Regions from separate parts of the Homo sapiens genome. Here region 1 is linked to region 2. The links are chromatin contacts, found by Hi-C or POLR2A ChIA-PET in ENCODE. All regions are on one chromosome and are shown on one strand. The core of a region is the stretch at or near the end of the contact, and the rest is flanking DNA. Distances in the headings are between cores, read along the strand shown. Region 1 holds the start of NFKBID (NFKB inhibitor delta). Region 2 holds the start of LSR (lipolysis stimulated lipoprotein receptor).

Region 1 (6,654 bases), core at 4,127-6,626, 650 kb after region 2:
CAGTAATATTATTCCCAGTTAACAACTAGGGGCCAGGCACAGTGGCTCACGCCTGTAATCGCAGCACTTTGGGAGGCCAAGGTGGGAGGATCATTTGAGGTCAGGAGTTTGAGACCAGCCTGGCCAACACAATGAAAGCCCACTTCTACTAAAATACAAAAAAAAAAAAAAAAAAATAGCCAGGCATGGTGGCGTGCGCCTATAGTCCCAGCTACTCAGGAGGCTAAGACAGGAGAATCACTTGAACCTGGGAGGCAGAGTTTGCCATGAGATGAGATTGCACCACTGCACTCTAGCCTGGGCGACAGAGTGAGACCCTGTCTCAAAAACAAAAAAACAAACAAACAAAAAAACCCTGCTGGGCGCGGTGGCTCACGCCTGTAATCACAGCACTTTGGGAGGCCAAGGCAGGTGGATCACCTGAGGTCGGGAGTTCGAGACCAGCAAGACCAATGTGGAGAAAGCCTGTCTCTACTAAAAATACAAAAAAATTAGCCAGGCGTGGTGACTCATGCCTGTAATCCCAGCTACTCAGGAGGCTGAGGCAGGAGAATCACTTGAACCCGGGATGCAGAGGTTGCGGTGAGCCAAGATCACACCATTGCACTCCAGCCAGGGCAACAAGAGCAAAACTCCATCTCAAAACAAACAAAGAAACAAACAAAAAACCCCTAAGGCACAGAGAAGTGAAGTAACATGTTCAAGGGCACGCAGCAAGGAAGAGGCAAAGTCAGCATTTGCCTGGAGCTCCCGGACATCCAAGTGGCCCCATTCCACACAATCTCCCAGGGTCTGACCGCCCACATCCCCGCTCACCTGGCTGGTGTGATTAGCACCCATTTGCAGCAACATGTGGACACAATCCAGCCTGTCTCGGGCCTGTGTGCTCAGCACCCGGGGACAGAGGTCGGAAGGGCGCATAGCAACGTTAAGGGCCAGGATGGCCGTGTGGAGCGGGGTGAGGCCTGCAGAATGGAGACAGTGAGGGACCCGCATCTGCACCCACCTCGCCCAGCCACACCAACCACACCAGCCCTGCCCACACCCAACTTACCCTCGAAGTCTCTGGCTTCCAGGTCAACCTGGACCCCAGAGTTAAGCACAGCCTGGGAGGAAGAGAAGGCAGACTGCTGGGTAAGGGTATCCCCTGGCCTCCTGGCCCTGGAAGCCAAAATCTGGGCAACCAGTCTACCCCCCAGACAAACCCCTGCCTGCCAGCTGGCCATACCAAGAGAACTCCTGGGAGCCCGTAGGTAGCGGCCACGTGCAAGACCGAACGTCCCTGATGGTCAGCGGCATTGGGCTCTGCTCCCAGGTTCAACAGATCCTCCACAATCAGGGGCTGGTTGGCAGCAGCCGCCACCAGGAGAGGGGTCTGCAGGCCACAGGAGAAGTCAGGTTGGGCTCCTGGTTCCCTCCCGTCAGAAAACCAGGCTCCCAGCCCCATCCCCCCTCAGCCCCAGGAGCTCACCCCCCATTCCCCTCTTCTCTAGGATCCAGGGGTCCAGGCCCCAGGCTCCTTCCTCCCCTGAACCCAGGAGAGTTCAGGCCCCAAGCCTCACCTTGCCCTTATGCTCACGAATGTCAAGACGCCGGTACACCTGGAGCACCTCAGCCGCAGCATATGCCGCCCAGCGCAGCCCCCGAGCCGCAAACAGGTGAAGGAGCCTGAGGACAGGTGGGGGACAGCCGTGAGAACAGCCCCCACCAAGCCAAGAGTCTGCAGACAACCCTATCCCTTATACTCACGTGTCCCCCTCCTCATCCTGGGCCAGCAGCTGCTGTGGCCCCAAAGCCAGCATGTGAGCTCGGGCCACCTCCAGCGATGGTCCAGGGACCACAGCGGGGAACTGTGGGGGTCCTGAAGGGGGTGCAGAAACTCTCCAGGGTCCAGCCTGTGGCAGAGAAGATCCTACATAGAACTGGGTGTCTGGGGGGTCCTGGAGGGTGCAGGTGGTGGGGAGACCCAGTCAGCTGAGAATTCCTCCATCCCAAGCCACCACACACACATCTGCATGCAGAGCCCCTGGGTATCCCATCTATGCCAAGTGACCTTGGACCTTTAGGCCTCAGTTTTGCCCACCTGGAAAAGGGTATTTTTTTTTTTCGGTGACAGAGTCTTGCTCTGTCACCCAGGCTGGAGTGCAGCAGTGCAATCTCTACTCACTGCAATCTCTACCTCCTGGGTTCAAGCAATTCCCCTGCCTCAGCCTCCCGAGTAGCTAGGATTACAGGCGTGCGCCACTACACCCAGCTAATTTTTTTATTTTTGGTTTCACCATGTTGGCCAAGCTGGTCTCAAACGCCTGACCTCAAGTGATCCGCCTGCCTCAGCCTCCCAAAGTGCTGGGATTACAGGTGTGAGCCACCACGCCCGGCCTGGAAAAGGGAATCGTAACTGAGCTCCAGACATCTCAGAATACTGCAGGAGTGCAACTGCGAATTTTTAGGGGCCCTTCAGCATCCTGTACCCACTCTGTATCTCACCTCCATGCCCTGGGGAAATGGGCACGGCTGCCCTGGGTCCGAGGGTGGGTAGAAGTCAGGAGGCAGGAAATTTTCGGCAGCAGAAGCAGGGCAAGAGTAGGGGCTGTCAGTGTAGGCAGCATGCGTGTTGGGGTCCCAGTCTGGAAAGCCCAGGCTGCTAGGTCCAGAACCCACAGTCTCCGAGTGTGCTGGGAAGGGAGGGTGGCCTGCGTGTAAGAGGAGGGGCAGGGGCAGGTCTGGTTACCAGAGTTGGGGACGTCACATCCAGGGCTAGAGGGCCTGGCGTCTCCCAAGGTACTGAGAGTTAGTACTTCTGGGACACCAAGCTCCCGGGACCTGGATTCCTGGGACACTGAGGAATTGAGGGCCTGGACTCCTGGGGCACTAAAAAGGCTGAGCCTGGGCCCTGGGGCTCCGTAGGACTATGTGCATAGACTACTGGACTCAAGAGAACCTAGGAAATCAGACTGCTACTGAGTTCCAGCAAGAATGAGGGCCTACCAGCCTAGGCAACATAGCCAGACCCCGTTTCTACAAAAATTTAAAAAATTAGCCAAGCAAGGTGGCATCGCCTGTGGTCCCAGCTACTTGGGAGGCTGAGGCGGGAGGATCACTTGAGCCCAGAAGGTTGAGGCTGCAGTGAGCCAGATAGCGCCACTGCACTCCAGTGCCAGGGCAACAGAGTGAGATCCTGTCTCAGAAAAAAAAAAAAAAGGGAAGAATGAGGGCCTGACTCCCAGGTGTCCCAAAGTTCTGAGAGCTGCGATGTCTGAGTCCCTTAGGGAAGGGGGATGGGGAGGCCGGGAGCTGAGAGAACTTACCAGTCACAGCCTCATTCACAGATGGGGTCAGGGGCTGCTCTGGGGGAGGGAGAAATTGTCCCTGTAGAGACAAAAGCAAAAAGGAACCCAGGTGACTTTATCTGGCAGATTCCTCCGGGTCTGTCTCGGATCTATAAGACATTTCGGTCAGGACCACCCCTCTCATCAGCCCCGAGGGCCCGGCAAGCCGCTGAGTCCCTACGGGACAGCACGGGGCCTCCGGAGAGCTGTGGCTCCCTGGCCTCACCTGCACCCCGCCAGCGTCGGGCTGCTGCTGCTGGCGGCGCCTCTGCTCTTCCAGAAGCTTCTTCACGGTTTGCGTTGGGCAGTGGCTGCGCTCACCCCTGCTCACTGTGCGGGAGAGGAGAGGGGGAAGTCATCAAGGGTCCTTAAGTCACCTAAATGCCGCGGGGGTGGCGCGCGGGGAGTGGGTTTGGGCACCCTCCTCGCCCTCCCGCGCGGAAAAACTGGCACATAGATGCCGCCTGACTCCTCCAAAGCCATTAGAAGATTTGGGGTGGGGCATCCGCCTCCGCCGTTTCCTTCCTTTTGCTCCGCACTTTCCCTCTGACCCAACTTTCCACCACCGTCGCGGAAAGTGAGGAAGGGGGAGGAGGGCACCCCTCTGCAGCAACCACCCCACTTCCGTAAAAAAATTCCACCCCCAGATATCCAAGTTTTGAAGTCAGCGGGTTGGTGGGGGGCCGGCGCCAGGCGTCACTCCCTAGACTCACATCCAGGTTCCCAACATTTTTTTCCCTAGAACCTGACCCGGAAATCAGGAGTCCCCAGCGCCCCTCCTCGAGAAGTCAAAGGCCTCACCCCGGGCCGGGAGCGGTGGCTCACGCCTGTAATCCCAACACTTTGAGAGGCCAAGGGGGGCGGATCACCTGAGGTCAGGTGGCCAACATGGTGAAACCCCGTCTCTACTAAAAATATAAAAATTAGCCGGGCGTGGTGGCAGGCGGCTGTATATCCCAGGTGAGGCAGGGGAAACACTTGAACCCGGGAGGCGGAGGTTGAGGTTGCAGTAAGCGGAGATCGCGCTACTGCACTCCAGCCTGGGCGACAGAGAGAGACTCCATTAAAAAAAAAAAAAAAAAAAAAAAAAGGCCCATCCATACAGTCTCTTTTTCAGGCCCCAGGAATCTGGACCCTCAGTTCCTTCCTCTCTAGGACCTGGGAGCCCCAGTTCCCAAACTCCTTCCCACGACTCAGAAAGACAGAACCCTCACCCTTCCGAGCCTGGGTTCCGGCGGAGGAAGGGTTAAGTGGGGATTGCGCGGGGCGGGGGCGGGAGGAGGTGGCTCGGAAACAGCCCCGACGCGGCGCGCTGACGCCACGGCGCTCACGCAAGGGAATCTTCCATCCTCCCCTTCCCCCCAAGTCCTGTGCCCCAGGTGTCCTGCTCCGAGGCGGGGCGCGCGGCCGATCGTGGCGCTCGTGGAATCCCCGCGCAAGGGGAATTCCTGCTCAGCCCCGCACGGGTGGCCATCCGGAAATCCCAGGGCGGGGCAGAGGCAGGGTCACCGCCAGCGTAGACCCTGAGGCCAGGCTCCGGACCCTTCCCCACCGAGACCCACGCCGATTTTAAGCAACCACGCCCCCCCCCCCCCCCCCCGCACTCAGCCTAGTCCCTGCTTCTAGGGGTAGGAGTCTCGGTTGCCAGCAACCCCTAGCACCTCCAAGGACCCAGAGATCCAGCCTCCCAAGCCTCCCAGCCCTTGCACCCTCGGGGCCCTGCGATCCTGGATCCCCAGGCCCCTGCACCCCCAGGACCCAGAAGTCTGGGATCCCAGCCGCCCCTCTGTCACGATCCACGATCCCCTCCTCCTCCAAACACCTAGGGCCCTCACTCTCGGGATAAAGGACTGACGCTTCAGCTCCGTCCCTCAGGGCCTCGGGAGTCTTTCGATCCTCAGTCCCTCACTCTCTTAGGGGGCCGAACGCGTCCTGCCCGCGCCCATTACCTCGGGGATTCCGTGGCGTGGATTGCGGGCCCCCAGGGCCGCGGCCTCGGCGCTGCGCCAGCCTCGCTGTTTCCCCCGCGGAGCCGCCGCCGGGTCCCCGATCTTGGGTCCGGTACCCGCGAGTTTTTAAACTAGGGGTTATGGCACCGCCCAGTCCTGGGCAGGGCCCGCCCACAGGCCTGGGAGTCCCCGGGTCGCGCTCCGGCGAACGCAGTCCCTGAATGGGCGCGGCGGACTTGGGAGGCGGACTACTCAGTCCCCCCGGGAAGGAGGGAGCTGGGGTCCAGATCTTTGCTCTGAAGGAGCCTAGGGCACCGGGCTCCAAGAGGAGGGAGAAACCGGGGGGCCTGGATTTCTTTTCTTTTCTTTTTCTTTTTTTTCTTTTCTTTTTTTTTTTTTTTTTTTTTTGTTGTTGTTTTTGAGAAGGAGTCTCTGTCGCCCAGGCTGGAGTGCAATGGTGCGATCTCTGCAAACTCCGCCTCCTGAATTAAAGCGATTCTCCTGCCTCAGCCTCCCGAGTAGCTGACACTACAGGTGCTGGACACCATGCCTGGCTAATTTTTGTATTTTTAGGAGAGATGGGGTTTCACCGTGTTGGCCAGGCTGGTCTCGAACTCCTGGCCTCAGGTGACCCGCCTGCCTTGGCCTCCCAAAGTGCTGGGATTACAGGCTTGAGCCATGGTGCCTGGCTGGGGCCTGGATTTCTGGGTCTGTGTCTAAGGGGGTGCTGGAGGCTTTGTCTCCTGGGTCCTGCCCATGGGGGTAGGGGTAGGAGTGGGGATGGAGATGGGGTGGGGGCAGGGAGAATATTACTGGGTCCAGAGGGAGGCAGGACTGGGGGTCTAGACTCCCAGAGGAAGGGTCTGTGGGTAAGGGTATAGGGTGTGGCTCAATTTCTCCCTCTCCCCTACATCACCCTTTTTAGAGGTCTGGTTTCATTTACTCATTCATCATTTAAAATAATTTATTGCAGCAGAGGAGGCATTTTGCTGTGTATTGTGAACTAAGCAGGCAGGAATTCCCAGCCCTGGAGCTGGCATTCCAGTGGGAGGCCACTCTCAGTTTCACTTGGTGACCTTTCACAGCACTGACCATGTTGGCCCTATTTCTCCCCTGCTTGCTTGCTTTTCTATTTTATTTTATTATTACATTTTTATTGTTAGAGAGAGGGTCTCATTCTGTCGCCCAGGCTGGAGTGCAGTGGCAAAGTGGTGAGATCTCGGCTCACTGCAACCTCCACTTGCCTCAGTCTCCCAAGTAGCTGGGATTACAGGAGCCTGACACCATGCCCGGGTAATTTTTGTATTTTTGTAGAGACGGGGTTTCACCATATTGGCTTGAACTCCTGATCTCAGGTGATCCCCCCACCTTGGCCT
Region 2 (7,445 bases), core at 4,946-7,445:
AGTTTATATATATACTATCGAAATTAAGCTGGTATAAATGTAAATTGGAGTATTATAATTTTAGGTTTTATATATAATATAATCTCCTCTATAACCACAAAATAAAAAGCTACAAAATATACACAACTGGAAATGAAAAGAGAATCAAAACATTTCGCTACAAAAAAAAAATTAAACATAAACAGTAATGGAGAAAATGAGGGACAAAAAGCCATAAGGTATATAGAAAACAAGTAGCAAAATGGCAGTAATTTTGCTGATAGTCATTTCTTTAAATCAAGATGGAGATTTCCAGAATGTATTTTTAAAAACCACCCAACAATACGCTGTCTATAAAGGATTCATGTTAGATCCAAAGGCACGAATATGTTCAAAGCAAAAGATATGGAAAATGATATTCCATGCAAACAGTAACCAAAAGATAGCTTGAGTGGCTATGCGAATATCAGACAAAATAGACTTTAAATCAAAACAATTTACAAGAGACAAGACAGACATTACAAATTAATAAAAAGTTAAATATCTCAATAAGATGTAACAGTTATAAACATTTCTGCACCTAATAACAGACCTCAAAATATAAAGCAAAAATTGATAGACTCAAAGGAGAAATACACAGTTCTACCATAATAGTTGGAGAGTTCAAAATCCCACTTTCAATAATGGATAGAACACACAGACAGAAAGTAAGTAAAAATATAGTGGACTTGAACAACACAAAAACCAACTAGACCTAACAGATACATATGGAACACTCACCCAATTAAAAAAAAAATCCAAGTACACATGAGACATTCTCTATGATAGATGACATGTTGAGGCATAAGTTAAATCTCAGTAGATTTTAAAATACCTATCAAACGAACTCTTTTCTTTGATCACAACAAGATAAAGTTAGAAATCAATAATAGAAGGAAAAATGAAAATTCACAAATATGTGAAAATTAAACAACATTCTCTTAAACAACCAACAGGTCAAAGAAGAAATCACAAAGGAAATCAGAAAATACTTAGGGACAAGTAGGAAAGAAAACAAAATATACCAAACTTATGAGATGCCCCAAAAACAGTGCTCAGAGGGAAATTAATAGCTATTAATGCCCATGTAAAAAGAATAACTATCTCAAATTAATAACCTGACTTACATCTTATGGAACTAGAAAAAGTAGAGCAAACAAAACCCAAAGCCAGCAGAAGAAAGGAAATAATAGAGACTAGAGCAGAAACTCATAAAATAGAGAAAGAGAATAGACAAAAAAATCTGTAAAACCAAAAGTTGGTTTTTTGAAAAGATTAACAAAATTGGCAAACCTTTGGTGAGACTGATGAAGCACCAAAGAGAGAAGACGCAAATAACTAAAATCAGAAATGAAAGTGGCAATACCACTAATTTTAAACCACCTAGCAAAGAAAAATCTTAAACCAGATGGCTTCATGAGTTAGTTCAACCAAACATTTAAAGAAGAATTCACACAAATAATTTTCAAACTTCCAAAAAATTGAAGAGAAGGAAACACTTTCTAACTCATTCTGTGCAGCCAGTATTACCATAATACCAAAGCCAAATAAAGAAATCACTAGAAAAGAAAATTACAGACTAATATCCCATATGAATATAGATACAAAAATCCTCAAAAAAATTAGCAAATCAAGTTCATTAGCATATTAAAAGGATTACTCAAATATCCAAGTATGATTTATGCAGGAATGCAAGGGTGGTTCAACATAAGAAAATTAATCAATGTAATACATCACATTATTAGAATGAAGGTAAAAAACACACACATGATCATCTGAATTAATACAGAAAAGGTATTTGACAAAATTCAACACACCTTCATGATTAAAAAAAAAAAAACAGAAAACTAATCATACAGGGAAAATTCCTCAATGTGATAAAGGGTATTTATGAAAAACTCACAGCTATCATCATACTCAATGGTGAAAGATTGAAAGCTTTCCCCCTAAGATCAGGAGTAAGACAAAGATGGCCATTTTCACCATGGCTATTGAACACTGTATTGGAAGTTCCACCCAGAGCTATCAGACAGAAAAAGGAAATAAAAGTCATTCAGATTGGAAAGAAAGCAGTAAAACTATCTCTATTCACAGATGACACGATCTATGTATAGAAAATCCAAAAGAATTCACAAGACAGCTACTACAGTTAATAAACAAGTTGCAGGGTACCAGATCAACACACAAAAATCAGTCATGTTTCTATGCACCAGCACTGAACAATCCGAAGAGGAAATTGAGAAAACAATTTCATTTACAACAGCATCTAAAACAATTAAATACTTAGGAATAAATCTAACCAATGAGGTGAAAGACTTGTACACTGAAAATGACAAAAGATTGCTAAAATAAGGCCTGGCACGGTGGCTCAAGCCTGTAATCCCAGCACTTTGGAAGGCCGAGGCGGGCGGATCACGAGGTCAGGAGATCGAGACCATCCTGGCTAACACGATGAAACCCCATCTCTACTAAAACTACAAAAAATTAGCCGGGCGTGGTGGTGGGCGCCTGTAGTCCCAGCTACTCAGGAGGCTGAGGCAGGAGAATGGCGTGAACCTGGGAGGCGGAGCTTGCAGTGAGCTGAGATTGGGCCACTGCACTCCAGCCTGGGTGACAGAGCAAGACTCAGTCTCAAAAAAAAAAAAAAAAAAAAAAAAAGATTGATAAAATAAATTAACAAGTATCTAAATAAATGGCATAAATGGCAAGATGTGTTCATGGATAGAAAGACTTAACATTAAAAATGTCAATACTACCCAAAACAATCTACAGATTCAACACAATGCTGATCAAAATTCCAACGTCTTTTCCCAAAGAAATGGAAGCAGATCCTCAAATTCATATGGAGTTTTAAGGGGCCCCCAATAACCAAAACAATACTGAAAGAGAAGAATAAAGTTAGAGGACTCACACTTTCCATCTGTGAACTTACTACAGAGCTATAGTAATTAAAACATATGGTACTTGCATAAGGATAGGCGTATAGATCAATGAAATAGAATACAGAACCGAGAAACAAACCCTCACATATATGATTAATTGATTTTTGACAAGGAAGCCAAGACCACTTAATGGGAAAAGGACAGTGTTTTCAACAAATGGTAGAGGGAAAACTGAATATCCATATGCAAAAAAATGAAGTTGGACCCTTCTACCACATACTAAAATTAAAATGGCCCAGGCCGGGTGCAGTGGCTCACACCTATGTGAGCACTTTGGGAAGCCAAGGCAGGTAGATTACTTGAGGTCAGGAGTTCGAGACCAGCCTGGCCAACATGGTGAAACCCCATCTCTTCTAAAAATACAAAAATTAACCCAGTGTGGTGGCATGCACCTGTAATCCCAAATACTCGGGAGGCTGAGGCATGAGAATCGGTTGAACCCGGCAGGTGGAGGTTGCAGTAAGCGGAGATCACACCACTGCACTCCAACCTGGGCGACAAAGTGAGACTCAGTCTCAAAAAATAAAATGAAATAAAATAAAGTGGCTCAAAGACTCAATTTAAGAGTTAAAACTATAAAACTCTTAGAAGAAAATATTGTTGAAAATCTTCATCACATTGGACTTGGCAACAACTGCATAAATAGGATACCAAAAGTACAAGGAAGAAAAAATAGTAGGTAAATTGAACTTCATCAAATTAAGAACTTTTGTGCACCAAAGGACACTATCAAGAAAGTGAAAAAACCTGGAGAATGGAAGAAAATATTTGCAGATCATATATCTAACAAGGGATTAATATTCAAAATATATATAGAACTCCTACAACTTGACAACAAAAAAACAAACAACCCAATTCAAAAATGGGCAAAGTACTTGAATAGACACTTCTCCAAAGAAGATATACTAATGGACAATAAATTCGTGGAAATATGCTCAACATCGTTAGTCATTGGGGAAATGCAGATTACAACCACAATGAGATGCCACTTCACACTAACCAGGATGGCCATAATCAAGAAAATGGATAATAAGTTTTGGTGGGGATGTGGAGAAATTGGAATCCTCCGTGCATTGCTGGTGGGAATGTACAATAGTGCAGTCATTGGGGAAAACAGTTTGGCAGTTCCTCAAAAGGTTAAAAATAGAACTACCAAGTCACCCAGCAATTCCATTCTTAGGCATATATTCAAAAGAAATGAAAGCAGATATTTGTACACCAGTGTTCACAGCTGCACTATTTACAATAGTCAAAAGGTAGAAACAACCTAGGTCCATCCACAAATGAATGGATAAATAAAACGTAGCATATACATACAATGGTACACTAGTCCGCTGTAAAAAGAAATTTTGATCTTACTGCATGCTACATGGCTTCGACATACTACAACATGGATGGACCTTGAAAACATTATTCTTTGTGAAATAAACTAGACACAGGACAAATGTTAGACGATTCCACTTATATGAGGCACCTAGAATGGGCAATTTGGTAAGCAAAGTAGAATAGAAATTACTAGGGGCACAGGTAGCAGGGAATGGGGAGTTACTGTTTAATGGTCACAGAGTTTATGTTGGGGATGATGAAACAGTTTCGGGGATAAAGAGTGGTGATTGGTACACGACATTGTGAATATACTTAATGCCACTGAATTTTACACTTGAAGTGGTTAAAGCGATAAATATTATAGTTTGCATATTTTATCATAAAAATATTTTTTTAAACGATGAAGGGACGTGAACGGGTTGAAATTTTATAAAAAGTGGCCAGGGAAGGTGTCACTGCAATGGTGTCCTACAGGAGGAGGAAGATCATGTGGACATCTGCGGGAAGGGTGTTCTGGCAGAGGGAGTAGCACGGGCGATGGCTCTGAGGACTGTGAGAAGTATAGTTGGAAACAGCGAGGAGGCCAGGGTGTCCGAAGCTGAGTAAGCCAGAGAGAGTGGGAGGAGGTGAGATAAGAGGGGGAAGGTCAGTTTCTGCTGAGAGTGAGGAGGAGCCACAGGAGGGCTGTGAGCAGGTGGACGTGATCTGGCTTGAGTTTTAACAGGGCCAGTAGAACAAAGCACGCCTGGGTACCGAAACCAGCCACTGGCCAGTTGGCAACCTGGGGGAGTCTAACGCGAGGAAGCGCCCAGGGTTCCCCCAGGATGCGCTTTCCCTCGCCGCCACCTGGAGACAGCAGAGTCACGCCCAGCGCTGCGCAGGCTGATCGCCGCGCCGCGCCCCCGCCCTCGGTCGCAGGTGGCTCGTTCCGGGAATTCCTAAGCGGAAACCGGTCCCAAGCCCCGCGCCTTCGCTCGGCCCCTTTAAGAGCCAGAATTTCCGGAGGGCTGACCCGGGGGCTAGGGATGCCCAGGGGCCGAACCACAAGTTGGGAACGGGTGGGGGAGGTGGCGAAAACTTCCGAAGTGGAATTCCAACTTTTCCTGGCCCTGATTCCCCTTGGGCATCCCTGAGGGGGCAGAGCTTCCCTTCCGGGGACTTTAGAGGGTTCCTCAGGTCATCTAACTGGGAGACACAGGAGGCCCGAAGCGCCCCCCCTCCACCCGGTCCGGAGGAACCCCAGTGGAAGTGGAGAAGTCAGGCGCCACCAACAAGCCTCTCCCAGCCAGGACTTTGCTTAGACTCGCTCCTCCCGGCAGGGCGCACCTAGGCGGGTCCATCGCCAGCCGGGGAGAGGGGTTTGGGCAGGGAGGGAACAGGTGCGCGGCGGGACCCGCCCTATCTCAACAGGTGAATCGCTCCAAGTGGGTCTCGGTTGCATGGATCTCGGTGCGCTTGGTTTGGCCGGAGCAGATGGGGGCCGGAAGGGACCTGTGGTCCGCAGGCGCCCTCCCAGCGGGCCAGTCACTTGGTTCGGGCCCTGGGGGACGGAGCGCACCTGGGTCAGCCCACTTCCGGGGAGGGAGGCAGAGGAACCCCTCCCCGCCGCTCACCCCTAAGCCCAGCCCTCGGCTCCCACCCTTGTGTACCTGGGCCGAACCATTCACCGGAGCGCGCAGCGGGTGGAGTGTGGCTCGGAGGACCGCGGCGGGTCAAGCACCTTTCTCCCCCATATCTGAAAGCATGCCCTTTGTCCACGTCGTTTACGCTCATTAAAACTTCCAGAATGCAACAGGACGGACTTGGAGTAGGGACAAGGAACGGAAGTGGGAAGGGGAGGAGCGTGCACCCCTCCTGGCCTTGGTGCGCGCCGCGCCCCCTAAGGTACTTTGGAAGGGACGCGCGGGCCAGACGCGCCCAGACGGCCGCGATGGCGCTGTTGGCCGGCGGGCTCTCCAGAGGGCTGGGCTCCCACCCGGCCGCCGCAGGCCGGGACGCGGTCGTCTTCGTGTGGCTTCTGCTTAGCACCTGGTGCACAGGTACGGGGCACGGGGCCTCTGACGCTGCGGAACGCCGGAGGGAACTGTAGAGGGGGATGGATGGAGTTGGAGGCGGCGGGAAGCGGGAAGCGGGGGTCTCAGAGGCTGGGACCTTCCGATCCCCTGGGTCTTGGGCGATCTGTTGCGCGCGGGAGTGAGAGGAATTCCCCATTTGTGCCGGGGAGCGCTCCCCGCGCCCTTATCTGGAAGATAGCAGGAAGTGAAACTCCCTGGACGGTGAGACCCGGAGCGGCAGGGAGAATGGAACTCTTTGTGGGGAGGGAGTGGAAGACCGCCCGATCTCTGGGAAAAGAAAAGCCGGGATGGGACTTGGGCGCACCCGGGGATTTCTAAGTTTTGGAGTAACGGGGAGAGGGCACGGGAGGGCTGGATCAGACGCTTCCTAGAGGGACAGAGACGAAGGAACAATGCCTAGGCCTCGGGTGGGTGTGGGACTGGGGACTCCCCATCCCCCGCACCCCACCCACCTCCCGCGGGCTCCGGATTATACGTGCGTAAGAGTCTGGTGGGATGGATTTACGGACTTGAAACCGACTTCTGCTGGCAGGCTTTCACCTGGATGGGATATTTGGGTGGTGATGAGGTCTTTCCCGAGACACTTTTGGTTCAGTCATTTGAAATGACTTTAGAGTAGGGTGAGGTGGTGGGAGGCTGATGGAGATATTGTGGGGGCTTTAGTCCCTCCATGGCAAAGCAGTTCAGGCAAACAACTCCATGGTTTTCCCTCCAAATTCAAAAGGCCCCGGGTAACCTGGAATCCTTCGTAGTCGGTTTTGAAGTGGGGCCTTGGGCGCTGGGGGCATCAACATGGCCATCTGGGCTTGCCTGCCCAGGCCACACAGAGGCCCCTTGTTGTGGGTGAATGGCAAAGGGAAGAGGGGACTGGTGTGGTTCAGAGGCCACAGGCTGGGAAGAGGGATGGCGGGCGAGTCCAAGGAAACTGGCCGTGTCACCGTGCACCTGCCACTTCAGCCCCACGGGTCTATAAAATGGGCATGATTATCGTGGCTACCTCACTGGTCCTGGCAATTAAGGAACAATGTGTGCCAGGCACTCTGTAAACCACATACTTGCGAGTGTCAAGCTGGTGACAGGTGGC

What was found. Hi-C counts contacts between places; a loop is a spot of excess contacts on that map. ChIA-PET counts read pairs that join two places held with the same protein, here RNA polymerase II (POLR2A). Pooled maps may share reads with other maps.
Region 1: a loop to region 2 is called in a map with no recorded cell type, with 20 times the contacts of the local background. The contact joins the promoter of NFKBID here to the promoter of LSR in region 2. A Hi-C loop is called at or near these places in 1 of 37 single-sample maps with no recorded cell type and 4 of 50 pooled maps. POLR2A ChIA-PET finds 5 or more read pairs at or near these places in 1 of 52 experiments (H1).

What each region holds. Positions count from the first base shown.
Region 1 is chr19:35,895,164-35,901,817 of GRCh38, forward strand. NFKBID (NFKB inhibitor delta) reads right to left here and starts at 5,377. Exons shown (of 12, transcript NM_139239.5): 1 at 5,279-5,377; 2 at 3,556-3,659; 3 at 3,309-3,369; 4 at 2,488-2,693; 5 at 1,750-1,895; 6 at 1,563-1,668; 7 at 1,229-1,375; 8 at 1,055-1,106; 9 at 817-965. The coding sequence starts at 5,339. RefSeq lists enhancers at 3,092-3,664, 3,665-4,236, 4,249-4,805, 4,651-4,900, 4,806-5,361 and a silencer at 5,261-5,410.
Region 2 is chr19:35,242,807-35,250,251 of GRCh38, forward strand. LSR (lipolysis stimulated lipoprotein receptor) reads left to right here and starts at 6,196. Exons shown (of 10, transcript NM_205834.4): 1 at 6,196-6,325. The coding sequence starts at 6,217. RefSeq lists enhancers at 4,780-4,949, 5,083-5,885, 5,886-6,687 and silencers at 5,800-5,879, 6,290-6,359.